Linked DNA regions of Homo sapiens: all the other regions are linked to region 3. The links are chromatin contacts, found by Hi-C in ENCODE. All regions are on one chromosome and are shown on one strand. The core of a region is the stretch at or near the end of the contact, and the rest is flanking DNA. Distances in the headings are between cores, read along the strand shown.

Region 1 (4,395 bases), core at 362-2,861, 93 kb after region 3:
CCTCAAAGCCATTTTAACGTGACTGTCCGCAGGCGCTGAAAGGTTGCAATTTTGCTGTGATGATGAAATGCCACAGCAGAAGGCCATAAACTAATAAACACGGATGTGGCCACGCAGAACACGCCACCCCTCTGAGCCTCACAGAGAACTCAAAGTTACTGTTAACACCTAGAAGTTTTAAAAAATGTTATTTCCGCCAATATCAATTTTTCATCAGGACACACCATCTAAAGCATGACTTCCCACTGTGAGAGACTTTTCTGGCAGCTCAGGTTAAAGAAGTCATTCAGTAAAAGAGTGATTTTTGACAGATTCATTCATTTCCTGTGGTAACACCGTATTGTTAAGTTCACCTCCATTTTGGTGTAAATATAGAACGCCGCAAAAATATTCAGCCCAGAATGATCAACGTGTGGCCCCCTTTCAAACTGGCTCTTGCACAGTTTTCGGCTGTGCAATTAGCCAGCACCTTCTTGTGGAGTCAGGAGACCTGAGCTCCTGTTAGGTACTGTTTTGGGAAAAAGAGTAGGGACATTCAGAGGCACCATGCAGCGGTCACCTGGGATATGAAATGCCAGATCAAGAGGCCTGGGTATCAGTAAGCAAATCGTTTAATGGCTCAAATCCACATCACTCTATAAAAGAGTGCTATCACTTTTCTGGTTAGAATAAGAAAAGGCCTTGAAAGCAATGTTCTTTTCTGAATGACACATGTGGCTCTGTTAGAGGTTAGATTTCAGGGTGCGTCATGTGTACTTCACCCTCATGGCAGACTGTATCACCCCCCGCTAGAACACAGAAGCTTCCAGAAGAGCTGTCAGCTGAGGCTGGGTCCAGCTGTGCACTGAGACCTTGGCAGAAAGAGCTGGCAACCTGGCCCTTTGCTGTCCCAGTCACGGCTCTGAGTGCTGCACTGGATTCTCGGGCCATACTTTCCATGGGATGTTGACAAACTGCAGCCCATTTAGAGACGTGACTCAGATGCCAAAAGTACATGAAAAGTATGTGTGAGCCAGGGCAGGAGACATTCTTGCAGATTGGGCGTTTATTTGCAGCAGCGGGGAGGGTGTCTTTGCTTCTTTACATGCCTGAAAGGCCTTCCTGTAGCAGGCGGACCAGGTGCGCACTGGGAGACCCCGAGGGGCAGAAAGAACCAGAACTGGAGGGGAAAAGCTGATGGAAGAGGGGCCTCCCCTCAGTTGGGCTAGGAGCTCCTGCTCCTGGAGGTGACCAGTGGCCGCCGGGAAGTCACTTGGCAGGGGAGCCCTGGGGAGCTCATGAGTCAATGATTCCATAAATAATAGTACCTTGGATTGATACATTTGAGGATGGGTTGTGGCAGGTCAACCAGCTGGAACAGATACAAATAAATGTTCCTGCAGGAGGGTCACAAAACACCTGCAGAGCCTGAGTACAGTAGAATGGTTTCTGCTGTTGCGTAAGTTAACCCTCTGCCCTACTCATCCCCTCCTCCCCGCTTCCCACAGCCTTCCAGAACCCAGTTGTCCCTCCCAAGAGCCTTTCCCATGACCCTGAGGCCATCTCCCCACCTCAAAGGCACTCCCCAGGCATGGGAAGGGTGCAGTCATCCTCTGTGATCAGTATCTTTGAAATGGCACACACCCTTGTCCCAGAACACTGGAAGAATGCACACATGGGAGCCTGGGAGAATGTATACACAGCATGCTCTTGGCCACCCTGAGGCCCTGGGCGGCCTCTTCCCACCTCTCTGGGCTTTGATTTGTGCCCTATGAAGAAAGAGACCCAGCCTGGATCACTATTGTCCTGTGGTCCTTCCAGTGCTCACAAATGGTACAAGGAACAAAATTCCACCTGGCTGCTATTGTTCTGCCAAGTCATGTGACAGCCAGTTCTCAGAAATGATGTCGCCTGCACCCAGTACACCCAGTCTAATCTAAGGCAAGCTGGCAAAGCAGCTTAGCGGGGATCAGCCAAGGGCTGCTCCTTTCGGGGCTGCAGTCTGGGGGGACACTGGCTTCCTTTCATCTGTGTCTCCAGCTCACTCCCTATCCCCACACCAGGGTAGGACGCAGGCAGGGGGCTCACCCTGCTACCTGCCCAGCGTTGCGTTCTTTGAAGGATGAACTCAAAGGCAACACTCCTAAATGCCCTCACCTCTGGCTAGCTTTTGGCATTTGCTATGGGACCCTGGTCTGGCCGGCCCTGGAGAGAGAGGTATTTGCTGGCGCCCAAGGAGGAAGCCATACATTCCTTAGCAGGCGGGGACTGGTTGTTCCCCACCCTCACTTCTCTCCCCTTCTCCAGCTCCCTCCTGAAATCCCTGGGCTTTGTGTCTCTAGATCAGCATTTCCAATTCTGTTTTTGACTAATGAACTCCTTTCACAGTAATCTATAATTTCACAAACCCCCTACAATTAAAAAAAATCATTTTATCATTTTTGCATGGCTTATGGTAAAAAAGATTTTTAGTTAAATATTTTATATGAGTATATTATTCAAGGATTATATTAAATGAGCATTAAAAGACCATTTTTTAATAACGTTCATTATATATAAAGACACATTTCAACATTTTCCCATTTAACGTTATACACAACATTTCATTTCCTTTAAATTAGTTGTGCAAGGAAAGACTGATTTGTTGACAAATAAAAAATGACATTTTGGTTTGGGGACCAACATATCTAAAACATAATTGAAACTTAATTATGTGCATCAGCTTTAAAAATAGATAAAAACTGCTTTTGTGACCCGATCGTTAGAATTCGTGCATTTTTGAGCGTAAGGAAAATCAACTGCAGTGTTTTAGTAATGTTCAAATGTTATCTAAATGATGAGATAAAGCGAGATTCGGAGAGAGATTTATAAGTCCTTCTTCCAAATAACACATTGCTGGTAATAATTTTTTCTAATCAATAAAAGGCAAGCTGGTTAAATTATCTCTGTATTATCTGCCCCCCACACCCTTCTTTCTTCCTCTCATTTGATGTACTAAAGACATTTAGATGACCTATATAAGAACTTGGATCAGATAGATGATCACAACTTATGGATCTGGTAAAAACAACCTTGAGGCAAATTTGCAGAATTATCATTCTTAGGCTCCTCATTAACTTGGGGTGGCTCCACATAAATGTTTTTTATGTTTCCTGTCTTTGTCACTTTTTATAGCCAAAGCGGTCCACTTTGGTTATAAATGAAAGCATAGATGACAAATAATAGAAACAATTTAACAGTGTAGAGCAGTCAAAGTGAACCAAGGAGATAAACCAAATGGTGACCGAGTCTGATTTCCGTTCGCCATGCATTCTCTCACAGGAAACATGCACACGCAAATGCACCCGCCCACGCACACACATGCACACGTGCACACTCAGAGGCTCCCAAAGTTCCATATTAGGGGAAACTATGTAAGGAATTATTGGCTGACTTTTACAATAGGTAATTTAAATCTGATGCATTTCCCACCTTTGATAGCAGTAAGCCCCAAGCACTTGTTCTAGAAGTATCGGTTCTACCCACCGTTCCTCAGAGAGGAGTGGTGGATGGTGCTGTTATTACAAGAAAAGGAGCAAGAGCCCCACTGTCCTTCAGGGAGCCACGTGTGAAGAGGCAGCACCTCAGGGCTGTGCTGGGTGTGACAGGTGGACAGCTGGGCAGGAAGGGAGAGAGAGCGGATGCTCCAGCGAAGCCACTAAGGATGGTGAATGGGGTCGGGGAGAGATTGGAGCCGTGCAACCTGTGACAAAGCTCCCTGCTCGTCTTCAGGGAGAAAGACACACTGCTGCTGTTTCATATGTGTGGTGGAGGAGCCTGGCCTATGCGGACACATCGTTGTGCTGGGGTTACCTGGCTAGGACACTCCAGGATGGAGAAGGAGCTCAAGGGGAGGCCCCGGGGCACCAGCTGAGGCCCAGGAGGACCAGCGAGATCCCACACCGCACCCCCTGAGCCCATGGAGAATGGAATGGTGTTCCCACAGGACCCCCGCCCGCCAGGCTGAGGCTAGGCCTCTCTGACTGACCCCATGGCCAGCAACAGACCCGCCAAGTCGTAGGGGAATGACGCACTCCAGAAATCACAGAGGCCATTTCCCTTTGAGAGAAACACCAGCCCAGAGCTCTGCTTTAAGTCGTTTGAGAATCTGAGAGGACAAGGCACGGACTGTGACACTGCTTAAGAAGTTCTCAGAGAGGATTTGAATGCAAATGCAGACAAAGCAGGGGACAGCCCGCGCAGGGCAGCTCTCAGGGCAGGGCGGAAGGGACCCCTTCGGTGAAGAGAGAAGACCCTGGGGTGGGAGGCACGGCCTGGGGAGGTCAGGCCCGGGAGGTCAGTCGGCCAGGCTGACCACGCAGCAGACGCCTCTGGTGGCCCCAGAATTGCCCTGCAGAGCCCGGCCCTGGACAGCAG
Region 2 (4,075 bases), core at 138-2,637, 84 kb before region 3:
GCCTGGCCTGCTCCCCAGGGCTGGACACAATGCTGGACTGGCCTGGAGACAGGGAAGGGCTGGGATGTGGACTCACAGTGTTTACGGCTTTCCTGGGCTCCAGCACCCGAGGAAGGGTATGCTTTCCCGGCCAGCCTCCTCGATCTCCCTCTTTTAGAAAATCAGCACTTTCAGAATTTTTATTCCAAACGTGCCAGGGCCTTTCAAAAGGCCTGGGCCTCAGACCCCACCTGGAAAGCAACTGGCTGGGTAGGAAACCTGGGAAGTGCCTTCAGCTCTGGAATCTGGGATTTTTGTCCCGAGACACAGAGCTCAGGGCCCAGCAGAGGTCCCCCAAGAACTCAGAGGACATGCCCCTGTTCCTGCTGTCAGAGCCCTGACTGCCGCCGCTGTAGCCTTCATCTTCCAGCCCAGGAAACACCTTGACTGCTGGTTGGAGGTGGGATCCAGCCACGTGGGATGAACGGGGTTTCTGGATTGAGGCCCTACCTCTGGCTGCCTTTTCTGGCTCCAGCAGCTACAGAAACTCCTACAGGGTGGGCATTTCTCACGGTTCCAGGGTCCAGGGAAGGCTGTCCAACTTCACTTCTGACCTCAAACCTGCTTTCCTGAGCCCTTGTTTGCCCTGGGGTGGGGGGTCACTTCCCTGACTTTGACCTACCCTGAAGAGAGGCATTGTCCTGACCTCACCCCAGACTGCCCACCATCAGGCTGGGCACAGAGGGTGGCTCACGCCATACTCAGTGACTCATGGATTGGCAAGAGCTGTGATGTCTTTTCCTAAGAAATCAGAGGGGTCTATGAAGCCCCAGAATTGCTGGCAAGTCCAAGCTGGCCTAGGCTGAGCAGACCCTCTCCTGCTTCCTGATCTCACTGAGCCAATGGGGTGTGGCTCCCCTGGGCTGGGCCTGAGTAGCACCTGAGAGCCAACCTCATACACTTCCAGGTCTTCCCTTGACCCGGGATTCAGACCGTGAGGACAGAATATTCCCATGTAGAGGTCGGGAGTGGTGCCTCACGCCTGTAATCCCAGCACTTTTGGAGGCTGAGATGGGTAGACTGCTTGGAGCCCAGGAGTTCGAGACCAGTCTGGGCAACACAGCAAGACCTTGTTCCTTAAAAAAAAAAAAAAAAAAAAATTCACGTAGAGCAGCTGCCTGGAGCTGTCCCTTGGGTAGGAGGGACATTCACCTGCTTTTAAGCCACAGTCACAGCTTTCCTGACCCCCTACCCCTGTTGTGGCTTCCTAAAAGTTCCCCACTGGCCTCACACAGGACTCTGGGCAGAGTGAGGAAGAGCTTCCAGGGTAGGGATGGACGTGTTGACTCAGAGCCAGCCTTTGGGGCCGACCAGGACAGAATGTCTCCAGGAGGCCTCTGTGCAGGAGCCGCAGCCAGTGCTGTTACCAAGAAAAGCGCAAGGAGAAAGGGTAACACAATACGCCTGCTTTGGGCAGGCCCTGGGGCAGGGGGGTGCTGGGACGGATGACTCAGGAGATGCTCTGGGAGGCACAGGAACGACGTCATGTCTTGCCGACGGGCACGGGCTGTCTCTGTGTGTTAGGATGAAAAGGCCCTACACTCTGGCTGTCTCCAAATTCTGGGGAAAATGAGCAGTGGATACTCTGTGCTCGTCATGGCACAGGGGGACCAGGGATGCACTGGGGGACCCTTGCTGTGTCCCCTGCCCCTTCGTGAGTTTCTCCAGGGCAGTGACTGCCATAGCCACTGGATTCTGCTCCCTCTGCCCTGCCTCAGCCCCCGTCAATTGTCCTCCCCTGGCTCCAGAGCCCCAAGAGTGTCCTTCACAGCCTGATATCAAAGCAGCAGCTATTAACTGAGCCCTCCACTACCACCCCCACACTGCGGAGGGCTTGGTGTGCAAACAGCACGGCCCTGTGCAAAGGCTGGGGCATGAATAACAACATGCTCGGATGTGGGATGGAAACCCCTGGGTCTCCATCAGACAAGATCATGTCAGTCAGTGTGGTGGGCTAGCCTGGGAACCTACCAACCTCAGATGCACTACTGAGTGGGGAAGGTGCCCTCACGCTTCTCACTGGGTATCTCAGAGCTAAGAGTAACCCTCCCACCCCAGTGGTCTCATGCAAAGGAACACGTTGATGTTTGCAATCTAGAAGATGTCAGGACATCACAATGAGGTTGGGTGCATGGCTAAGCTCTCACAGACCCTGGCCTGGTCTCGTTTGCAATCATGAGCAAGGCTTCCAAAGACCTCAGACCTGCCATGCTTTCCTGTGGCAAACCACAGAGGGGGAGGCTTGAATACACATGCACATTCCAGGGCAGAATTTTACTCCCTTATGACCACGTAAATTACTTCAACTCCTGTAACTGCCATTAACAAATTATTCATATAAATTCACAAGCCCAGCTTGAAGTCACTGAATACAGACATTTCACTACCAAGGACGCTTTACTCCCACCCAAAACCCACTTAAAATGAATTTTCTCGGCTGAGCAAATCTTGTACCCCGACTTGCCGGGCCCCCTCAATGGTCCTGGGAGACACTCATAAACTCTTCTCCCCTTTTGACGACGCCTTTTTGTGCGGTCTTGGAGCGTGAGTGTTCAGGAGTTAGTATAACACAATCAGTGGCCAGGAGCGCAAACTTGGGGGCAGGATAGACCCCAATTTCAACTCCAAACTATTTGAACATCTGTGAGCTGCAGATTAGCTTCTCTAGGCCTCAGTTTTCTTCTCTATAAAACGGGAATGGCAATACCTACATCACAGGGTTGTTGTGAGGTTTACATGAGATGATACAAAGTGCTTAATGTAGTTTCACATACACTGTAGGCACTCAGCAAGTGATGGTTATCATTCTGTTATCATACTGGCTGTTATTATTCTCACCTAAGTAAAGACAGGATCAAAGGTGGCTGCTTCTGCTCTCTGACTGAGCAGCCAGTACCTGATCAGAGGCGAAGGGTGGATTCTGGCAGAGAGGACTCTGTGGGAGCCAGGGCTTTTCCCCTCTCCCAACCTGATGGGTCCCACTCCTTCTCTGAGCCCCCTTCCTTCTGGCATAGTCTCCCCTCCAGAAGACATCCACTTAAGAAGGGTCCCACAAGTCCCATCCAGGAGTTGATAGAGGCAATTTAATCAAAAGGGCAAAACCGCACAAACAGCTGAGCTGGTAGAGGAACAACGCCCCCTTTGCAGGAAAGCCCGGGAGCCCTGCCAGACAGGCGTGATGTTCAACCTAGAATCTGGCAGATGAAGTGCTCATTACGCTGGAGGATGGGAGCTGCGAACACCCAGTGCCCAGGTTGCAAGACCAAGGCCTTGCAGCTACAGTCGCTGAGTCTTTCAAGCATCTAATCTTTTCTCTCCTTCTCCAGTCCATGTTTTAACAACAGTGTTATTCAATGTGGGCCATCCTGGATAACTTTATTCTGCCCTTAGATCCATGCCTATGAAAGGATACCATGTTGTCCAGACCACCCATAATTCATTATGCTGAGTCCCCTTCCATCCGGAGGCTTAGAAAATTGTTGAAAAGCTGTCACTATAACCTATTGTCACTGCAACCTTTTATGAACCAGCCTACATTTTTATGTCAAAAATTTATCTGAATGGCCTCACAGCTCTTACCTCCAATTACTGCAGTGTCACCAACCTCCAGCTTGGGCTGCATTCTAGCTAACATATGCGGATACATGTCCTCTTCCCTCCTACCCTAGCCTCACATTTAAACAGGGAGCAAGCTTCTGGTTAGTGTGGCGTATCTCCTGCACGTGTGTATGCACACCCTGCAGAATGAAAAGGGGGATGGGGGGCTTGGGCCTTTGGGGTACATCCTAAGGAGGACCCTGGAGTGAGGAACCCAGGCAGCCATGGCTGACCCAGAGCTACTCTATGTAAACCAGCATGCGGACAGAGGCACGGGAGGAGGGACGTGGCGTCGGGCGGGCACACACAAAGAAGCTGGGATCATGTTTCCTTTGTCTTTAAATTACAAACAGTAATGCACACACTCCCTATCCACGGAACCGAAAATGCTGGAGGAAAAAAATTATGCATGCTATTGAGTGCCAATATCTTCATTTAT
Region 3 (4,253 bases), core at 1,282-3,781:
CACATGGCAGGCAGGGGGCAGATAGACGGATACAGGAATATCCACCATCGACTCTCCTAATTCTAGCCATCCGGTTATGTACGTAGCTTGGGGTAAGGCAAAGAAAAATATCTGAGAAGATGGAAACACCCCTGAGGGGGAGCGGGGGGGGGGGTGGTCTTTGTAAAATGAAAGCAGTAATCAGAATTTGTATATGGAGGAAAGAAGACAATTGTGGAAACTATGCATCCTGAACTCGGGTTTATGATAATGTAACATTTCTAGCAATAATATTTGGGGAGAAAAGACAGATGAAAATGAACTGAACTTTATTCGGGGATCTCATTACGATGACTGTGGTTCCTTTTGTTAAAATACTGAAATTCCTATAATGAGATTTGTGTTGTACTAAGAAGAAATGTATGAAAGAGTCACCTTAAAGCATGGGAAAACTTTCATCCACTGTGAAACCAAAGTTTCTTTCCTTAAAGTGTTGGGAGTACGTAAATAGTCCACTGAAAGAAAAGACTTGTATAAATAATCACCTGCGCCTGTCCTTCCCAGTGGGCTCTGACAGTGCCATGATCTCAGGGCCCAGGAAACAGAGGTCAGGGCAGTGGCCTGACCTTGGCCTCCAGCAAAGGGAGGGAAATTCCAGTAGGTCCCCTCCTTGGATTCCAACACAAGCAAACACAGCCAGCTTTGTTCTTATTTTCCTCCATCACCCCGGCTGGGAAGGCTTTGTTTTTGTTTGAAGTAGTCAACGAATCACAGAAGGCCCTGAAAGCCCCTTCAGGCTCCTTTCCCTCCAGCCCTCCCTGGGTGCAGATCAGGCACCTGAGGCCCTGGAAGGCTTAGGTATCTGAGCCCATGAAAGCGCAGAGGCCAAGCCCAACAGAATTAACACGATGAACACCCCTGCCCTGTACCCCGTTTTGAGGTGGATTTGGCCTTGTCTGGGCTGCTTTCTATTTAGCAGAGGGCTTCACCCTCACCTGGGGTGGTCACTGACCACCTTCAATGAGACTAGGAAGTCTTCAGACCCGTCCTCCTCTCTCTGCCACTCCCTGACCTGGCTTCTCTCCTGGGTGGATGATACCAGTGAAAGGAAAATATCTTGGGGCCTCCAAAATCTCTAAGGAAAACTCAAGCTGGAAATTGCTTAGGGCAAACCAGCCTCCCATTCTATTCAAAATAAATTTGTTCATTAATAAAATCAAGTTCATTAATAAAAGTTCCTCTGCCCACTGAGATAGATTCATATCTGATTGCCTCCTTTGGAAAGGCTAATCAGAAACTCAAAACAATGCAATCTTTGTGTCTCACCTATCTGGGACCTGGAAGCTCCCTCCTCACTTTGGGTCTTCCTGCCTTTGCTTCAAGTTGTCCCACCTTTCCAGACAGAACCGATATACTTCTTACATATATTGATTGATGTCTCATGTCTCCCTAAAATGGATGAAACCAAGCTGTCCCCCGACCACCTTGGGAACATGTCGTCAGGACTTCCTGAGGCTGTGTCACAGGCGAGTCCTCAACTTGGCAAAATAAACTTTCTAAATTCACCGAGACCTGTCTCAGATTTTCTGGGTTCACATACCCCAGGGTGGTTTATGCCAACACTCCCTCTGCTGACAGCTCCTAAATAGGGCAACACCCTGGTCCTGGGCCCAAGCCTCATTCTGCTGCGGGGCTGGCCAGAGTTGGAGGGTGTGGCAGCAGCTGTCTAGAGGCCTTGGCACACTGGCCAGGGGGAGTCATCGGATGCCATGGGAGGCAGGATTCTGGGTCTGAGCTAGCAGGTCAGAATGCCTGGGTGGGAGGGAGCCTGGGGGGGAGGGGAGGACGGGGGACCTGGGACCCTGGGGTATTGCCAAGGCTGACAACATAGGAGCTGGATCTGGCTGGAAGAAGTCATGGGTGGATGACGGGGTAGTGGACGGGTCCAAGACTGACTAGCGGAGGGTCAGTGTCAGTTTACCTAGGGAGGCTGTCCCCGCTTGGTGGCTGCAGCTTCTGACATAGCCTCTGGGCACAGACCCCACAGAACATGAGAAAAGCCTTGAGACTGGAAAGTGCATTCCAGGGCATGGTCTGTGCAGGACTCCCAGAGAGGAGAGAAGTGGGCTCTCCACATGCCGCCTGGCAGCCCAGCCCTCACTAGGCCCACAGAGCAGCCTCTTTCCCTGGGTTAAGGATTGCCTGGGGGAAGTCACTAATAAAAAGAAAACATTTTTCCGAGAAAGCAGAGGAGACTGAACACTTTGGCTGCTTCTGATGCCTGCTCAGGACATCTGGAGCCACTCTCTTGGAGGATGGTCACCCAGTTCATGATATGGGGATAGGAGAAAGGAAAGGGACAGCTGTGGGGTGGCTCAGACCTAGGAGTGACTGTGGAGGGCAGGGGATGGCTGGGGCCCTGGACCAGGTGCATGTGTTGGCGTGTGCAGCTGTGGACCAGGCCCAGTGGGGAGCAAGCACATGCGGTGCTTGCTGCGTGTGGAAGCTGGTGGGGAGCTCAGGTGTCCTGGGTACTGGCCAGGGAGTGCTACAGCGCCCACACCAGCATGGAGAAGGTGCACAGAGCCTTCCCGGAGGGGACAGCTGGGGTTTCTTTTCTAGGGCTGTCTTTTCTAGGCCACGGAAGTAGCAGAGGCAGAGGCCCAAATGGGGCTCAGCAGACAGAGGAAAGCGAGGGCCTGAGATCCGTGAGCATCTCCTGGAGAAGGGAAGATCCCCCCTCTCTTTGCAGCCAGGCTCTTGCTCCCTAATCCCCAGTGGCTCAAACACTTGCCCTCCCAGAGGACCACTGGGTTCTCTCACGAGTCAACGGGTAGGCTCCAACGCTTACATCTTTACTTCTAAGCAAGGAAAATAACAACAGGTCACAGTGAAAACTGCTTAAGACTGTTAGGCGACATTTACAGCGTCAGGGTCATGTGGGAGGAGGAGCCATAGGCCAAGTCTCAGGTTCCCTCCGGGCTGGGTCCCCACGGAGGGGCTGAGGAAGTTGGCCCCCAGCCCACCGGACTTGTCTGCTTTCCCAGAACAAGGATAATTCAGGGGGTTACTCTAATTATTACTTCTATGCTCCCCTTTCTTGAGCATTTATGATGAGCTACACACTATCTCATTTAATCTTCATAGTCCTCTGGGAAAGGGGACTTCTCATCCTCCCTGTTTTGAAGAGGAGAACACTGAAGCACAGAGGTAAAACATGACTTGTCCATGAGGGTCTGAGGGAGAACAAAAATACCTACTTCACTCTCCATCTCATTAACCCCACAAGGCTCAAAGAATGGAAGGCCAATGTATCTTAGAGGCAAGAAGACACTGCACTAAAGTGACTTTCCAGTGGTGGGAATGGGCCCAGCCAGTTTTCTACCACAGGGAGCTGCTGAGCAAATGTGCCCTAGGAGCAGAGAACCCTGGGCAGCCATCCATTCAGCGGGAGTGGACTCCGGCGACACATGGAGACCCAGACATGAATTCCATTAGGAGAAAAATGGGAAACACGAGGCAGCCTTGTATCCACTCTGCACATGTTAAAAAGATGGGAAAAGATTCTGGAAAGGACCAAATTTCAAATGTTATATTAGTTAGGTTCTATTTATTTATTTATTGAGACGGAGTCTCGCTCTGTCGGCAGGCTGGAGTAGTGCAGTGGCACGATCTCGGCTCACTGCAACCTCTGCCTCCCCGGTACAAGCGATTCTCCTACCTCAGCCTCCTGAGTAACCGGGACTACAGGTGCGTGCCACCAGGCCCACCTAATTTTTCTATTTTTAGTAGAGACGGCGTTTCACCATGTTGGCCAGGATGGTCTCGATTTCCTGACCTCATGATCCACCCGCCTCGGCCTCCCAAAGTGCTGGGATTACAGGCGTGAGCCACCGCGCCCAGCCTAGTTAGGTTGTTTTTAAAAGTTTCTGTCAAATGGCTTCTGTTCCTAAGTTTAAAGAAAAAAGAGCTCAGCGGACGGCAGACCCCCGGGCTGGAGGAGAGTGGCTGAGAGAGGACGCGCCTCTGCCTTCCACGTCCACAGCGGGCACAGGGAGACAGGGCTTTCTGCACGAAACCTCTCCCTGGACTTTGCAGGCTCCGCACCACGAAGCAGCTGACAAACAGGGAGCTCTGCACTTTCCCTGTGACAGGAAGGTTCTGGACCCAGGCTCTTGCTCCCAGGCACGTCCGTCACCAGCCTGACAAAGCCCACGCTGCCTCCCCTGTCTTCAGAGACATGGGCTGGCGGGACACCACACGCAAGACTTGGT

The links. Hi-C counts contacts between places; a loop is a spot of excess contacts on that map. Pooled maps may share reads with other maps.
Region 1: a map of psoas muscle shows a loop between it and region 3 (2.9-fold over the local background). The contact joins two enhancer-like sites. A Hi-C loop is called at or near these places in 6 of 168 maps with a recorded cell type or tissue (ascending aorta, gastrocnemius medialis, psoas muscle and 1 more) and 11 of 50 pooled maps.
Region 2: a loop to region 3 is called in a map of gastrocnemius medialis, with 4 times the contacts of the local background. The contact joins two enhancer-like sites. A Hi-C loop is called at or near these places in 8 of 168 maps with a recorded cell type or tissue (ascending aorta, esophagus muscularis mucosa, gastrocnemius medialis and 4 more) and 11 of 50 pooled maps.

The regions. Positions count from the first base shown.
Region 1 is chr2:23,423,232-23,427,626 of GRCh38, reverse strand. The region is part of intron 1 of KLHL29 (kelch like family member 29); the gene reads right to left. Among named protein-coding and RNA genes, the nearest start is that of LINC02923, 38 kb to the right of the region's middle. RefSeq lists an enhancer at 1,539-2,039. Within about 2 kb of position 1,611, at least 13 of the 41 ENCODE cell types and tissues checked have a DNase peak (open chromatin) inside an H3K27ac peak, as active enhancers do; they include gastrocnemius medialis and psoas muscle, where a contact is called at or near this core.
Region 2 is chr2:23,599,678-23,603,752 of GRCh38, reverse strand. The region is part of intron 3 of KLHL29 (kelch like family member 29); the gene reads right to left. Among named protein-coding and RNA genes, the nearest start is that of LINC02923, 210 kb to the right of the region's middle. RefSeq lists an enhancer at 1,092-1,647. Within about 2 kb of position 1,387, at least 8 of the 41 ENCODE cell types and tissues checked have a DNase peak (open chromatin) inside an H3K27ac peak, as active enhancers do; they include gastrocnemius medialis, where a contact is called at or near this core.
Region 3 is chr2:23,516,894-23,521,146 of GRCh38, reverse strand. The region is part of intron 2 of KLHL29 (kelch like family member 29); the gene reads right to left. The region is part of intron 1 of LOC105374325 (a long non-coding RNA gene); the gene reads left to right. Among named protein-coding and RNA genes, the nearest start is that of LINC02923, 130 kb to the right of the region's middle. RefSeq lists enhancers at 518-1,019, 3,634-4,134. Within about 2 kb of position 2,531, at least 2 of the 41 ENCODE cell types and tissues checked have a DNase peak (open chromatin) inside an H3K27ac peak, as active enhancers do; they include gastrocnemius medialis and psoas muscle, where a contact is called at or near this core.